2 separate regions of the Homo sapiens genome follow, and region 2 is linked to region 1. A link is a contact called in ENCODE Hi-C or POLR2A ChIA-PET data. All regions are on one chromosome and are shown on one strand. The core of a region is the stretch at or near the end of the contact, and the rest is flanking DNA. Distances in the headings are between cores, read along the strand shown.

The links. Hi-C counts contacts between places; a loop is a spot of excess contacts on that map. ChIA-PET counts read pairs that join two places held with the same protein, here RNA polymerase II (POLR2A). Pooled maps may share reads with other maps.
Region 2: a pooled map shows a loop between it and region 1 (2.1-fold over the local background). The contact joins the promoter of HES4 here to the promoter of TNFRSF18 in region 1. A Hi-C loop is called at or near these places in 7 of 50 pooled maps. POLR2A ChIA-PET finds 5 or more read pairs at or near these places in 2 of 52 experiments (GM12878 and activated CD4-positive, alpha-beta memory T cell).

The regions. Positions count from the first base shown.
Region 1 is chr1:1,203,649-1,211,450 of GRCh38, reverse strand. TNFRSF18 (TNF receptor superfamily member 18) reads left to right here and starts at 4,859. Exons shown (of 5, transcript NM_004195.3): 1 at 4,859-5,066; 2 at 5,959-6,081; 3 at 6,965-7,052; 4 at 7,215-7,417; 5 at 7,483-7,802. The coding sequence starts at 4,880. The coding sequence ends at 7,607. TNFRSF4 (TNF receptor superfamily member 4) reads left to right here. Exons shown (of 7, transcript NM_003327.4): 7 at 1-111. RefSeq lists silencers at 2,424-2,533, 3,114-3,203, 6,076-6,276 and an enhancer at 2,400-3,279.
Region 2 is chr1:997,500-1,005,301 of GRCh38, reverse strand. HES4 (hes family bHLH transcription factor 4) reads left to right here and starts at 5,205. Exons shown (of 4, transcript NM_021170.4): 1 at 5,205-5,436; 2 at 5,515-5,610; 3 at 5,689-5,776; 4 at 5,870-6,338. The coding sequence starts at 5,329. The coding sequence ends at 6,243. RefSeq lists an enhancer at 3,023-3,162 and silencers at 3,213-3,562, 4,640-4,689, 4,790-5,169, 5,240-5,379, 5,930-6,239.

The DNA.
Region 1 (7,802 bases), core at 3,610-6,109:
GCCAACTCTGCACCGTTCTAGGTGCCGATGGCTGCCTCCGGCTCTCTGCTTACGTATGCCATGCATACCTCCTGCCCCGCGGGACCACAATAAAAACCTTGGCAGACGGGAGTCTCCGACCGGCACTGTGGGCTGCACACCTGTGGCATGGAGGCTTGGGCCGTGCCCGCCTCTGACTGGAGAGGGGTCTTGGGAGGCTTGGGCCGTGCCCGCCTCTGGCTGGACAGGGGTCTTGGGAGGCTTGGGCCGTGCCCGCCTCTGGCTGGAGAGGGGTCTTGGGAGACTTGGGCCGTGCCAACCTGTGGCTGGAAAGGGGTCTTGGGAGACTTGGGCCGTGCCAACCTGTGGCTGGAGAGGGGTCTTGGGAGACTTGGGCTGTGCCAACCTGTGGCTGGAGAGGGGTCTTGGGCCAGGGTGGAGGTGAGGGTAGCGGGGTCAAGTGGGACCCTGGAGGTTGGTCCCTGGGTGCGAGTTCCAGATTGAGTGGGGAGCGGGGGGAGAGACTGGGAAAGCTCAGGCCCAAGGCTGCCTGGGGTGGAGGTTCCTGGCCAGGCGCTGACAAGGGCAGCTGGCCCCTGAGCCCCGGGTTGCCCAAGGAGCTTGGGAGTGGCTGACCCCCGGGGCTCTGTGTCCTTGGAGGAGGAGTGTAGAGACCTGCCCCTCTTCCCCTCCACACCTACGCCCACCCCTTGCTGCACCTGGAAGGGGGTCCCAGGGCCCCTGAGCACCCCGAGGAGTCCCTGCAAAGGGCCCACACGGCCCCTATGTCCCTGCCATAGGTGTCCAGGGGGACAGTCACCTTGGAAACCACAGTTTCTGCTTGAGCCAACTTTCTGTCCACCCTGGGCCCCGGCCGTCCCACTCCTGCGCACTTAAGAGTCCTGGGATCTGAATGAGAATGACCACAGCGACTTCATGTAACGTGGCCCCACAGTGGAGAAACCCAGGCATCCGCCAGCAGCGTGGATGCGCGAGTGCTGGCGTGTTCAGATGAGCTCCCAGCTCCTCGGCCCACACCACAGGTGTCCACAGACGCTCCCAAGGCCCTGGGGCCGTCCCCGGCCGTGCGGGAATCTTCTCAAGCTGGTGTCTGGGAGTGGGGTATCCTTCGAGCAGCACAGAGCCTGCTCCCGAGCGCCAGTCACGCCCGAGGCCACAGCTCGGGAACAAGGCGGGAGCAGCCCTGCAGGCTTCCCGCAGGGAAGACACCCCGGGCGTCTAAGCGACATCTGTGTCCCTCGGGAGGCGGAGGTGCCTGTTCGCCTCCATGGTGTCAGGGGCTGAAGAGAAACACTCCCGAGGGCTAAGACGTCTCACTGCACTTGTTTTTTCTTTCTTTTTTTTTTTTTGCCGGAGTCTTGCTGTGTCACCCAGGCTGGAGTGCAGTGGTGTGATCTCAGCTCACCAACCTCTGCCTCCCGGGTTCACGCCATTCTCCTGCCTCAGCCTCCCAAGTAGCTGGGACTACAGGCGCCCAGCACCACACCCGGCTAATTTTTGTATTTTATTAGAGACAGGGTTTCACCATGTTGGCTAAGCTGGTCTTGAACTCCTGACCTCAGGTGATCCACCTGCCTCGGTGCCCTGGAGTACTGCGATTCCAGGTGTGAGCCACCACGCCTGGCCCTCACTGCACTCATGAGCAAGAAACACACAGCCGAGGCCGGTCACGGTGGCTCACGCCTAGAATCCTAGCACTTTGGGAGGCTGAGGCCAGACGATCGTCTGAGCTCAGGAGTTTGAGACCCGCCTGGGTAACATGGCAAGACCCTTTTCTATGAAAAATAGAAAAAATCAGCCGGGTGTGGTGGTGCATGCCTGTGGTCCCGGCTACTTGGGAGGCCGAGGTGGGAGGATCACTTGAGCCCAAGAGATGGAGGCTGCAGTGAGACGTGACTGGAAAAAAAAAAAGAAATTTAAAAAAATTACTTAAGAAGAAACACATGAAGCCTCATGGAAGGTTTTGCTGAGGGCCTGGCACAGCCTGGACACTCCGGCTACCGTGGCTGGTGTGGCCCAGCCCCGCAGCTGCACCCGCTGCCCCACACAGCGTCCCTGGGCCAGCCTTCCCTCTCCCTGCGTCCTCCAACAGCGCACGCTGCCCACGGCTGTCCAGGCCTCCTGTGCCTGGCGGATGGCTCCCCCCTGCCGGTGTCGTGGAAGTGGGGAACCGGCCCCGGGGGTGCACAGTGGGAGCGCCACGCGCCACTCACAACAGCCCAAGGTGCCGGGACCACAGGTGGCTGTAAGGAAGACGCCCATCTCTGGCCTCGGGCTGCCCTGGACCCCTCCTGCCTCTGCAGCTGGTTTTCTCCCCTGGGTCTCTCTCTCCTCAAACCTCTGTCTTCCACCCACTCTCTGCTAACCACAAGCCTCCCCCCCCGCAGCATAGGGAAGTCAGAGGCCGTCCTGTCCCCCATCCAGCACCTTCACCGAGTTCCCCGGGTTCCTGCACACGGTTCAGCCTGCAGGCCCTGCACAGGGTTGGGGCCGCGCCTCTGAGAGCCCCCCGCCCCCCGCCCCGTGGGGCAGGCGAGGCCAGACCTCCAGGCAGGATGGCGGGTGGGTGGGGGAAGGGGTCAGGTGGCCGGGACTGGAGCGGCCAGATCCTGTGGGGCCCGCAGGTCGACGGCTATGGGAAAGGGGCCTCCTCCCCAAACCTGGCGCCCATACCCATCGCTTCCTGTCTCCTCCCCTCTGGGCACAGCACCCCCCAGGCCCCGTGGGACTTATTCCCCAGCAGGACCCCTTGCCGCACCCCCAGATGGACACGGGGCCACCTCCTCTTGGTCTCCATGCTCACCCTCCCCGCCCCCTCGCCTGACGCCATCTCTGCTGGCAACTCCTGTGCCATCTGTGCCGAAGGCCCTGCCTGAACTCTGGCTCAGTGCCCATCTGCACCCTCCCCGTGGGGCCTCACAGCTGCCCTTCTGGACGTACGCAAGGGCTGTCCCTCGCCCGGCCCGTGGGCTGCTCTGCTGTGTGAATGCCCCGTCATTTGTGTCACCGGTGAGCTGCTCAATAAGATGAACAAGTCACCTCCAGCCTCGCAGCCCAAGGATAGGAGTCACGGGGAGCCGGGGAGGGGCCTTCTGCGGCGAGAGGGATGGGAGGGTGGACGTCACACCCCTGCAGCCCCTCCGGGGACCACCCTGTGTGGCAAGCTGCTCTCCGGCTGTTCAAAGTGTCAGCTGCGCCACGGGGCGGGGGGGAGGGGCTCCTCTGCCCGCTGGCCGCCTCCCACTTGGCCCCATAAACTGCTCGCTCCTCTAACTCTGTCCCTGCCTCTAGATGGATGACTCACACCGTGTGGTCTGATGAGCATTCTTTATTTTTTGTGATGGAGTCTCGCTCTGTCACCCAGGCTGGAGTGCAATGGTGCCATCTTGGTTCGCCGCAACCTCTGCCTCCCAGGTTCAAGCAATTCTCCTGCCTCAGCCTCCCGAGTAGCTGGGATTACAGGCGTGCGCCACCACGCCTGGCTAATTTTTTTTGTATTTTTAGTAGAGACGGGCTTTCTCCATGTGGGTCAGGCTGGTCTCGAACCCCTGACCTCAGGTGATCCGAGGCCCACCTCGGCCTCCCAAAATGCTGGGATTACGGGCGTGAGCCACTGATGGCGCCTCTTTCTATCCAGGGGCCCAGACCCCCTCCCAGCCTCGGGGCTGAAGATCTCCAGGCCTCTCAAAGGCCCCCAGGCCCAGCTGGCCCCACCCCTTTCCTTCCGAGCGTCGGGGCGGCCTGGAGCTGCAGAGACCCCTTCCTTCTCTGCAGTGTCTGAGGGCTGCCTCTCCAAGGCAGGCTCCTACATCTTGGATTTGAGAACTCCGGGGTGTCACAAACAGCTAATTCCTGTCATTTACCTTGGAAAAGGAGGAACCGCCTTACGGGGTGAGGCGGTGGCTGCAGGTCTCAAAAGGGTGTTGAACCACATCCACGCTCACGTTCCCGAGAGCCCCCACCCCCAGCATTCATGGGGGTCTCCACCTGTGCTGGACGGCGCAGAAGCAGGGCTGGGCAATCCAGGGAGGCTTCCTGGTGGAGGCAGGGTCCCAGAACCCCTCGGTGCCCACAGGGGAAACTGAGGCTCAGAAAGACATAGGACAGTCTCCCAAGAGCTCTGCGAGGGGCTCCTCCTCAACTCCCTCCGGGACCTGGATCTGTCTGGTGTGACGGATGAAGGTGGCTCTGAGAGACCGGGCCCTGGGTGCCCGCGGGGGCGGCTGACACTGTCCCGAGGAGGCGCCAGCACCCTCTCGTCTCCCCACCAGCTCCTCCTGGTGCCCCTCCCAAGCCCCGGGGAACTTCCCAGGTTGGCCTGAGGGGGGTCCTGGAGAGCTGCAAGCAAGGGGGAGGGGAGCCCACAGGCCTGCAGCCCATGGTGAGTTTCACACCTGAAGCCAGCCAGGTGGGGTGTGCTGAGCCGAGGGGTCCCTGTCCCCATTCTGTGGGGTTCCCCAGCACGGGGCTCCATGGTTGAGGCTCTCTGGGGGTGGCCAGAATTTGTGGAGACCTCTCGGGGACTCGCAGATACCACCCGGAGGCAGTGGGATGGAGGAGTGATTGGCTGACCCCCGCCCTCCAAGGGGCCCCCATGGGACAAGGTGCTATAAACGCCGCCCCCTGCACTGGGGACACCAATGTGGCCGCAGACTTTGCATAGAAAACCTTTCTGATCCCCGCCAGCCTGGTTTCCCCGCCCCTGCCGGCGACCTGCGGGGGACCGGGCTGTGTCCGCAGTGTCTACACCCCCTCCTCACACGCACTTCACCTGGGTCGGGATTCTCAGGTCATGAACGGTCCCAGCCACCTCCGGGCAGGGCGGGTGAGGACGGGGACGGGGCGTGTCCAACTGGCTGTGGGCTCTTGAAACCCGAGCATGGCACAGCACGGGGCGATGGGCGCGTTTCGGGCCCTGTGCGGCCTGGCGCTGCTGTGCGCGCTCAGCCTGGGTCAGCGCCCCACCGGGGGTCCCGGGTGCGGCCCTGGGCGCCTCCTGCTTGGGACGGGAACGGACGCGCGCTGCTGCCGGGTTCACACGACGCGCTGCTGCCGCGATTACCCGGGTAAGTAAACCGCGTTTACTTAACGCGGACCGGCCAAGGCGTCCCGCGGAAGCCGGGATGGGTGGGCGCCCCCCTTCCCGTGCTCAGACCGGCGTTGCTGAGGTCTAAGGAGGGTGGGCACAGAGCCGCCAGCAGCGGGAGCCTTCCGGAGGGAGGCAGGATCCCAGAGGGAGGCGGAGGTGTGCCAGCTCCAGCCAGTGGCCCCGGCCGGGAGCAGGGGTGAGCCAGGTGGGAGCGCCCTCAAGAGGGGTCTGGGGTCTGGAGGTGGAGGACGGCTGTTCCAGGTCCTGCTGGGCGGGTCGTGAGCCCTTGGCCATCGCCCAGCCCCCTCCTGCCCAGTTGAGGGCCCCCCTGCACCACCGTCTGGCCTGCTGCCTGCCTCTGACCTGCACCTGGGGATGAGGGTTCAGCTGACACGGCTGGTCTGGAGAGGAAGCTGGCAGGGAAGTCACCCCAGAGCTTCTTCCTCCAGGGCCTGTGGGTTGGGAAGGGAGGCTCTGTCCGGAGGCCCAGTGTGGCTGGTGGTGGGGACAGCAGCGCCCAGACACCAGGCAGGCGGCCTCTGAGGTGTCGACGGGCCTCCAGGGGACTGTGCACTGTTGGGGGCCACCCCTGGGTCCTGCAGGGGCAGCTCCTGGTTGCATATGGAGTTAGCACCTGGGCAGGGGCAGCTGTGGGGCGCAAAGGGGGAGTAGCCAGGCCACATGGCCCCAGGAGAAAGAGACAGCTGGATAAACCCAGGGTCCAGACTCCCAGCCAGGAGCCCTCTGCTCCCTGGAGCCAACTGTGGGTGGAGAACGGACAACCTCACTCCCCTGGAGGGCCGAGGGGAGGCCTGGGGAGGAGGGGGCCTCAGCCCAGCTGCTGGGGGGCTGGCCTGTCTCCTGCCCAGGCGAGGAGTGCTGTTCCGAGTGGGACTGCATGTGTGTCCAGCCTGAATTCCACTGCGGAGACCCTTGCTGCACGACCTGCCGGCACCACCCTTGTCCCCCAGGCCAGGGGGTACAGTCCCAGGGTAAGTCCTGGAGGTGCCTCTGGGAGTCCACACAGGCCAGGGGTTCCACTAGGGCCCGAGGCAGAGCTCGTGGGCACAGGTGTCCGGCGAGGACATGTGGTGTGTGGGGTCCGGAGTCCTGTGAGGCCGGGCAGGCCAGGCCATGCTCAGGCACCACAGGCCATGAAGCTCTGGGGGTGTCCTGTCCCTGCTTTCTCAGCCTGGGCTTCTCCATCCAGCACGAGGGCTGTGAGAACCCTGCGGGGAGGTGGGGGCGGGTTCCAGGAGCTGTCTGGCTCTCAGGCCCGGGACACCCATCCTGTCTGTCCTCACCACATACTGAAAGAGCCTGCCCTGTGCCCCCCGGAGTCCTGTCTGGGGCCTGGGGCTGCACCCTGTTCTGGAAGGAGCAGCTCAAGTCCTCTTAGCGGCTTGTTTACCTGACAGGAGAGGTCAGGCTGGGCACATGAGAGCTGGGAGAAGGTACAACTGGGGAGGTTGTGTCAGGTTGGACGGGGCAGGGTCTGGGGTCAACTGGGACCCAGCCTCACTCTCTCTGGGACCCTCACTGTTCTCCACCCTCTGTTCTACTGGGTCCTGCCTGGCTTCTGCCCACCCTCAGCCCCCAATGGGCAGGCCTTTCCCCTCCCTGGCAGGCCCACTGCACTCTGCGCACCTCCCCCAGGTGCCCTCACTGGGCCCCACCCCAGACGCCCCACCTGGGACGGGCAGACATGGGCCCCAGTCCTGGGCCATGAAGAACTCTGTTGAATGGATGATGGGGGGGGCATTCTACTCAGCACCCAGACCCCAGATGGACCCCTGCACTGGCCTGACGCCCTCCTCATCCATCCCAGCAACTCCACCAGCCTCCCTCCCTCCCTCCCCCCACACCCCACACCAGGGAAATTCAGTTTTGGCTTCCAGTGTATCGACTGTGCCTCGGGGACCTTCTCCGGGGGCCACGAAGGCCACTGCAAACCTTGGACAGAGTGAGTCCTGGGTGGGCCCTGCCGGTGGCCGGGTGGTCCAGGCCCACTCTGAGGAAGGGTCCTCTCCTGTCCCTTGCCCCAGACAGCACGGAGGGCAGCAGCCGGGGGCTGATCGGAGGCCGTGTCCGGGGGCTGATAGGAGGCCGCGTCCATGTATTCCAGCTGCACCCAGTTCGGGTTTCTCACTGTGTTCCCTGGGAACAAGACCCACAACGCTGTGTGCGTCCCAGGGTCCCCGCCGGCAGAGCCGCTTGGGTGGCTGACCGTCGTCCTCCTGGCCGTGGCCGCCTGCGTCCTCCTCCTGACCTCGGCCCAGCTTGGACTGCACATCTGGCAGCTGAGGAGTCAGTGCATGTGGCCCCGAGGTCTGTCACAGCCTGGTGCGGGGAGGTGGGAGCATGGCTGCCTGCTGACCGTGGCCCCCCTGCAGAGACCCAGCTGCTGCTGGAGGTGCCGCCGTCGACCGAAGACGCCAGAAGCTGCCAGTTCCCCGAGGAAGAGCGGGGCGAGCGATCGGCAGAGGAGAAGGGGCGGCTGGGAGACCTGTGGGTGTGAGCCTGGCCGTCCTCCGGGGCCACCGACCGCAGCCAGCCCCTCCCCAGGAGCTCCCCAGGCCGCAGGGGCTCTGCGTTCTGCTCTGGGCCGGGCCCTGCTCCCCTGGCAGCAGAAGTGGGTGCAGGAAGGTGGCAGTGACCAGCGCCCTGGACCATGCAGTTCGGCGGCCGCGGCTGGGCCCTGCAGGAGGGAGAG
Region 2 (7,802 bases), core at 3,956-6,455, 210 kb after region 1:
CAGGCTGTGAGAGGCCCCAGGAAGCCACTGGCACTGCCCTGATCCCCACTACGGAAAGAATAGGCAGGTGGTGCTTAAGCCACCAAGAAGGTAGGGATTCCACACGGGCTGTGGTCTGCCCACATGAACAGGAAGGAGGGAGGGTGAGGGGCAGACACAATGGCCGGCCAGATAGGCTTCTCTTGATAAGGAGAGAACAGACAGGGGAGGAGGAAGCCGCAGATGCAGGCTGTGCATCTGCCCGAGATCTCAGGGCTGGCGGACAGCAGAGGCGGGAGCTGGGAGGGGGGCAGAGAGAGTGGAGAGGCTGGACCGTGGAGGGGTGCAGTTGGGAGAAAGGACCCAGTGGGGTAAGTGGGGAGGGGACAGGACCCCTGAAAGAGAGGAAGTCAAAGTTGGAGAATTGCTGGTGTGGATTTTGAAGGCATGGCCGGGAGAGTGACAGGGAGCAGGTGTCCCCTCCTGCAGGAAAGGGGTGCCGATGACTTCAACACAGTGAGGTCTGGTCACAAAGCGGGGGTGGTTTTGGTGGAAAAGGAAAGCAGTCTGGGAGTGCCAGTGAGGAGGGACAAGGGCACCCACCTCGTCCTGGTACAGCAGAGAGAAAAGCAGCGCCTGCCGGGAGCAGGAACAGGCTGGGAGGGCATCCCAGACAGGCAGGGTGGGGAGACTCCAGTACCATCCTGCTTGGAGACACAGCTCCCACCGCTGCTGAGAAGGCATGCAGGTGGGGTGGCAGTGGCACCAGCCTGGTGCTGCTGCTTCTGCCTGAGTCCTGGTCTCTCTCTGGCAGCCTGGATTCCTGCAGCCCTGGCCTTCTGTCACTACAATCCCAGCAAACACCCAGGAACAGCTCTGCGCCCACCTCGGCTCTCCGGGAGAGAAACCCACCCCCACCCCAGCCTTGGTTCCTCGGTGGCTTTGGCCCCAGCTGCCTGAGTGCACAGCCCGCTGCCCTGGGCAGGAGTTGGGGACCATGCTGAGGACCACCTGCAGGGGGTGGCTACAGGTCTCTGATGTCAGGAGTCAGTGTGTGAGGGGGGTGTTGAGGGCCGTGGCGAGATGGCAGCCGCCACCTCTGGGTCAGAGGTTGGGAGGGGAGGTCACAGCCAGCACCTCACAGGCCTTTTGGGGACACTGGCTGTGGTCATGGAGTGCGGCCACAGTGGCCCAATGTGAGGAGACCCCCCAACAAGGCTGAGGCCCCCCCAGGTCCAGCCTAGAAGACACCCCGGTTTTCCCCACAGTCTCCCCACTGGCGTGTGAATGTCCTCATCAGTCACCCCCCTTAGCTAACAGGGGGCTGTGCAGATGCCCCGGGGCCACCCGCCATTTGGAGCTTGACCCACTCAGGGCCAGGAGGTCGGCTGGATTTCAGTGGCTCCCAAGAAGCACCCGTTAGATGGGGGGGAGGGGTGGGGAAGTCGCTGAGCCTCTGCCTCTGTGGAAGAGAGGAAGGGATCAGCGAGGAGGGAGCAGGGGTGAGGAGGGAAGGGTCACTCTCCCTGGGTCAGGGCCCCAGCCCACCTCCACTATTCCAGTCTTGAGTGCCGCACCACAAACCACCCCAAAACAGCACGCTCAGCAACCACCCTACTGTGTGCGGGCAGCCTTGGAACGGGGCGCGCTGGGACCTGCGCCGGAAGCTGCTCAGGAGTCTGGAATCCAATGCTGATTCCTCCACGGGGCCTCTCCTTGAGGCCAGGGCGTGCTCCCTCCCAGCACGGCAGCTGGGTTCCAAGAGCGACTGTCCCAGGACAGCGAGGTACGCATGGCGTCTTCCAAGTCAGCCTCAGAAGTCATGTCCTGCCAAACACCCCATTCTTCCCAGCTGAGACTGTCACAGAGTCTCATGTAGAAGGCATTTCAAGATATGGGGATGGGAGATACTATCACGGCCGTCTCTGAAAAACGCAACCTGCCCCCAACCCAGGTGTCGGCACCATCCTGGGCTGCAGCCCAGGATCCACCCCCACACTCAGAGCAAGGGAACCCCAAGGCCCTCAGGAACCCTGAGGCCCCTACCACAAATCGAGGCCAGATTCGAGAGGCAGGGAGGGGACCATCAGAGGCCAAGGGCACAGACCCAGAGAGACAGACACACAGATGGGAGCTGTCCTGTGGCAAAGAAGGTGGGAGGAACACAGTCCCCGGAGATCCTGGAGTGGGCTCCCTGGCAGGGGGCAGGGAGCAGGGGGGTCTCTTCCTCTCCAGAAGAGCAGAGGCAAGTGCTGGTGGCCCCTCCTGCCTCTGCTCAGCAAGGACCCCAGCTGCTGCCCAGGGGCAGGAACCCTGGCAGATGGGCGTGGGTGCTCACTATGAGTTGGACGCCGTCAGTGGCTTTAAAAGTAGAATCTCCTGGCCAGGCACGGTGGCTCACACCTGTAATCCCAGCACTTTGGGAGGCTGAGGTGCGTGGATCACCTGAGGTGGGGAGTTTGAGACCAGCCTGACCAACATGGAGAAACTACATCTCTACTAAAAATACAAAAATTAGCCAGGTGTGGCGGCACACGCCTGTAATCCCAGCTACTCCAGAGGCTGAGGCAGGAGAATCGCTTGAATACAGGAAGCAGAGGTTGTGGTGAGCCCAGATCGTGCCACTGCACTCCAGCCTGAGCGACAAGAGTGAAACTCCGTCTCAAAAAAGAAAAAAAAAAAGTAGAATCTCCTATTAAGACCAGCCTGGCCAACACAGTGAAACCCCATCTCTACTAAAAATACAAAACACTAGCCGGGCGTGGTGGTACATGCTTGTAATCCCAGCTACTTGGGAGGCTGAGGCAGGAGAATCGCTTGAACCCGGGAGGCAAAGGTTGTGGTGCCACTGCACTCCAGCCTGGGCAACAGAGCGAGACGCTGCCTCAAAAAAAAAAAAAAAAAAAAGTTAGCTCCCTTTTACAGATGAGAAAACAGGTACAAGGAGGGGAAGTGAGCCCATCTAAAAACCAGTGAGGGAATGATCAGTCCCAGCCACGCTTGGCAGGGAGGAGACTCACGCCTGTAGTCCCAGCACGTTGGGAGGCCGAGGCAGGAGCATCGTCTCGGGCCAGGAGTTCGAGACCAGCCTGGGCAACATAGGGAGATCCCCATCTCTACAAAAAAAAAATAAATAAAAACGATCCTCAGGCTCCTCCTTCCATCCCGAACTCCCTGCCTGTCTAGGGACTGGGGGAGGCCCAGAGCCCCCCCAAATTTCTTCCCAAGCCGGGGCCCAGGGGCTGGGGAGATTCAGGCCGGCAGCTCCCCTGGGATGACCCCCAGCAGGAGGCGGCGGCGACTGCGGCCACTGGGGGCGCTCGCGGGCTTTCCCGCCCGGGCCCAGCGCTCAGGCCGGGGAGGGACGCGGGACGGGGACACCATCCACACCACCTCCTGGGCTACGGGGCCGGTCCGAGCCTCTCCAGCGCCGAGGCGCGCGCAGAGAGGTCGGGGCAGGAGAGCCGGGGCTTAAGTGCTCGCGGGGCCACCTCCGAGACGCCCGCCCAGCCCCCGCGGCTTTCCCCAGTCGGCGAGGGGCGCGGACAGCCTCTCGGCGGAGAGGGCGCCACCCCCGCTCCGGCCTCGCAGCCCCCCGCGCCCCTGTGCAAGCGGCGGGGTGTGGGGGGCGCCTCAGGGGCACCGCGGAGGGCCGGGGTCAGCGCCGCGAAGAGGGCGCCTTCCCGCGTGGGCCGCAGGACTTTGCTTGGGGCCAGATTAGACGTGGGGTCCGAGGGGAGGGGAAGCTTCCGCACAGAAACCCTGGGTCCAGGTGCCCGGGCAGGGGCGAACCTGCCAATCAGCCGACTCCCTGGCTCAGAAAAGCTCCCCAAAAAGTTCCCCGACTCCCTCCCCGACCAGAAGCTCCCGGTTCTCGCTGGCCCAGCTCCCCCTCCCCACCTCCCTCGTCCCTGCGCCCCCTTCGCACCCTGGGAATGCCACGCCCTCCCTTGAGGCTTCCCCCCTGAGGACCCCCCACCCCGCAGAAGCCTTTGGGACCACCCGGCGTCAAGAAGGCTTTTGTCCACCCAGGCCACCCACCTAATTCGGTTCTCTTACGTGACTGCTGAGTCTGCCATCTGCCTCCTGCCCGGATTGAAAGCCCGGGAGGGTCTCCACACCCGGGCCCAGGCCAGGCTCTCCAGGGGGCTCAGGAAGCCTCCGCTGCACGGACGCGTGAGGCCGCCGGGGACCCCGAGTGCGGAAAGGACCAACGTGCCCCGCAGCGGCATTCGAAATAAAAACAGCAAACACGAAAATAACCACAGCCCTGTTTTACGCAACCTGCCCCTTTGCAGTTATATTAACAGTGGCCCCTCATTTTTCTGTGAGCCCCACTTTGCTGCTGCTGAGTTCGCCAGCGGGTCACCTGGAAGCACGTGGCGACACGGGCCACATGACGTCATCCCAGCAGGCTTGCGTCATCGCCCCGGGTGCCTGGTGACGTCACCAGCCCGCTCGCGTCACGCGCACGTTCTGCTCCTCGTGGTCCGGCCCGGCCCGCGCCATCACCGGCCCTGCTCTGCGGGGCCACCCGTGCGCCCCTTCGCCGTCCGCTGACTCCGCCCTCCCGCCTGCCGACCCGGCCGCCGACCTTCCCCCGGCTCTGTCGCTCCCAAGGCTTTCTGCAGCCCTCCGTGCTCCAGGCCGCACACCTGAGGGTGGGACCCCCGGAGGCCGAGCCGGTGTCGGATCAAACTCGGAGACCGAGCAGGGCCCAAACCGGGACCGGAGTGGGGACGGGCGGAGGAAGCCAAGAGGCTCGAGACCGAGGCTCGCCCACCCCTCGGCGCCGCCGGACCCTGCGCCACTGGGGGAATTTCCTTCCCGACTTCCCGCGCGGCCACAGCCCCAGCTCCGTCCAGCCCCGGCTCCCGGCCCCCTGGGCGGGAGAGTGAGCCCCGAGACTCCGCCCAGCCCCGGGGGTCCCGGGCCCCGTTCGCCCCCAGCGGCCCCTCCCGGCGCGTTGCTCGGCCCCGGCTGCATCGGGGAGCGCGGGATCACCCGGCCCTGTCCCCAGCGGTGTCGGAGGGGGGCGCGGGCGGGGGCCCCGCATGCCATTGTCGCCCGCGGAGGCCGCGCCCGGAGCCGAGGCGTGACTGACAGCGAGCGGGGGAGGAGCGCGGCCGTCGATTGGCTGGGGCGAGTGTGGGAAAGAATGCGGAGCCGGGTTCACACACCCCGCGGCGGCGAGGCCTTAAATAGGGAAACGGCCTGAGGCGCGCGCGGGCCTGGAGCCGGGATCCGCCCTAGGGGCTCGGATCGCCGCGCGCTCGCCGCTCGCCCGCCAGCCCGCCCGTGGTCCGTGGCGGCGCGCTCCACCCGGCACGGGGAGGCGCGGGGCGCACCATGGCCGCAGACACGCCGGGGAAACCGAGCGCCTCGCCGATGGCAGGAGCGCCGGCCAGCGCCAGCCGGACCCCAGACAAGCCCCGGAGCGCGGCCGAGCACCGCAAGGTGGGGTCCCGGCCGGGCGTGAGGGGGGCGACCGGGGGGCGGGAGGGACGCGGGACTCAGCCGGTGCCCGACCCGCAGTCCTCCAAGCCGGTCATGGAGAAGCGGCGCCGAGCGCGTATTAACGAGAGCCTCGCTCAGCTCAAAACCCTCATCCTGGACGCCCTCAGAAAAGAGGTAAGTCGGGGGCGAAGGCCCGAGACCCGGAGTCTGGGTCGCAGCTGACCTGGACCTCCCGCCTATCCCCGCCCCCAGAGCTCCCGCCACTCGAAGCTGGAGAAGGCGGACATCCTGGAGATGACCGTGAGACACCTGCGGAGCCTGCGTCGCGTGCAGGTGACGGGTGAGGCGCGGGCGGCGGCGGCTTGGAGGCGGGGGGAGGGCGCGGGACCCCCGGGACCCGGCACCGACCTCTCCTCCTGTGTCGCTCCCGCAGCCGCGCTCAGCGCCGACCCCGCCGTTCTGGGCAAGTACCGCGCCGGCTTCCACGAGTGTCTGGCGGAGGTGAACCGCTTCCTGGCCGGCTGCGAGGGCGTCCCGGCCGACGTGCGCTCCCGCCTGCTGGGCCACCTGGCAGCCTGCCTGCGCCAGCTGGGACCCTCCCGCCGCCCGGCCTCGCTGTCCCCGGCTGCCCCCGCAGAGGCCCCAGCGCCCGAGGTCTACGCGGGCCGCCCGCTGCTGCCATCGCTCGGCGGCCCCTTCCCTCTGCTCGCGCCGCCGCTGCTGCCGGGTCTGACCCGGGCGCTGCCCGCCGCCCCCAGGGCGGGGCCGCAGGGCCCGGGTGGGCCCTGGAGGCCGTGGCTGCGCTGAGGCTGTGGCCCTGAGACTGCATCGGAGGCGGCGCCCCGTTCTAGGGCCGTGGCCTTTGCCGAGACTGTAGCAGAGAAAACGTATTTATTATTCCAGAGTCTGCGTCACGAGTTTTCTTTCTTTGTCTTGGTGAAGAGTTGACTTTGGGAGCGCCCCGCAGCCACGCCGCGCCGGGGTCCCGCCCTCCTCCCAGGGCCGCGGTCTGCAGGTGGCTGGGGGCGTCGGGCGGGCCCGGGGGGGCGGGCTGGGGGCGGGACCGAGGACTGAGGGCGACCCCTCCGCTCCGCGCCCTCCGCTCCGCGCCCTCCCCTCCGCATCCCTGCAGCCCCGCATGCGCACCCGCCCTCTGCCCCCGCGTTGGGTTTGCCTCGCTCTGCGGTGGCGGTTGTGAGGGGTCCCCCCGGAGGCTCAGGTGGGAAGCTCAACGTCCCTGAGTGCCCAGAATCTTCCCGGTGCTGGAAGGCGGTCGCGCAGCATCGCCGGGCAAGTTACTTTTCGGAGGCCCCTTTCCCGACTCCCAGTCCCCGGACCGCGGAAGGCGGAGGCTGCGGTCCTGAGCGGCGCTGGGATGAGGGCGGCCGCCCTTGGCCCTGAAGACCCCCGCTGGGTTCTCCTGTTAAGTGCAGAGCTGCCCGTGCCCACCGCAGACCCCTCCTCCAGGCGTCTGTGCGGGGGGCGCCCGGCGGGAGCGCGCGGGTCCGAGCTGGGCTGTGGACACCGAGTGCCGGGGCCAAGGACGTCGCTCACGAGGGCGTCGGCCCTGCCCGCAGCCTCCCCTGCCCCGGTAAGGGAGGTTCCGCCTCCCCAGTGGGTGAGGACTGGGGGCTCCTCCCTCATCGTCCCGAGCACGTGCCGTTGTCGACCACCGAGTTACCAGGCAGCGCCGGACGTTCCCCTGAACCAGCGCCGCGGTCGCCATCCCGGTCCCGCGTTCGGGGGGGTCCGGCGCAGTTCGAGGCACTCAGCCGAGGCAGAGGGTCTCCCCCTGAGCCGCACCCAGGGCCATTTCCCAACTGGGGCCGAGTTCACCAGGGCCCACGGGAGGCGAGCGAGCCCTCCCACCAGCACTGGCCCTCCAGGCCCCAGTCTGTGCCTCCATCAGGAGCCCCCCTGGGCCCTCCAGGACACAGCCGTGCACAGCTTGTAGGAGCCTCCCAGGCCCAACAAGCCAGGCCACCCCTGGCCCCTGGCTGCCCTGCCCCCTCCCTGAGCTCCGAGGGCCAGGCCAGTGACCCTGGGCGGGGTAGCATTGGGCTGGGGGTCCCACCCTTGGTCCCCCCAGCAGTCCTACTCTGGGGGTCCTGGTCCCAGGAGAGCCTCAAAGTAGCCCTTCCCCTTGGGAGCCTGAGACCCCATGAGGGAGGCCCCCTTCTCCTTGGGAGCTTGAGACCCCGTGAGGGAGGCCCCCTTCCCCTTGGGAGCTTGAGACCCCGTGAGGGAGGCCTCCTCAGCAGCACAGGAAGGGACGGTCTTCTTGGGGGCAGCTGGAAGCTCAGCGTGGCCGGGGGAGGGGAGTTGCTCAGAGAAGGCATCAGTGCAGAAGGGGAAGGAGGGCCTGG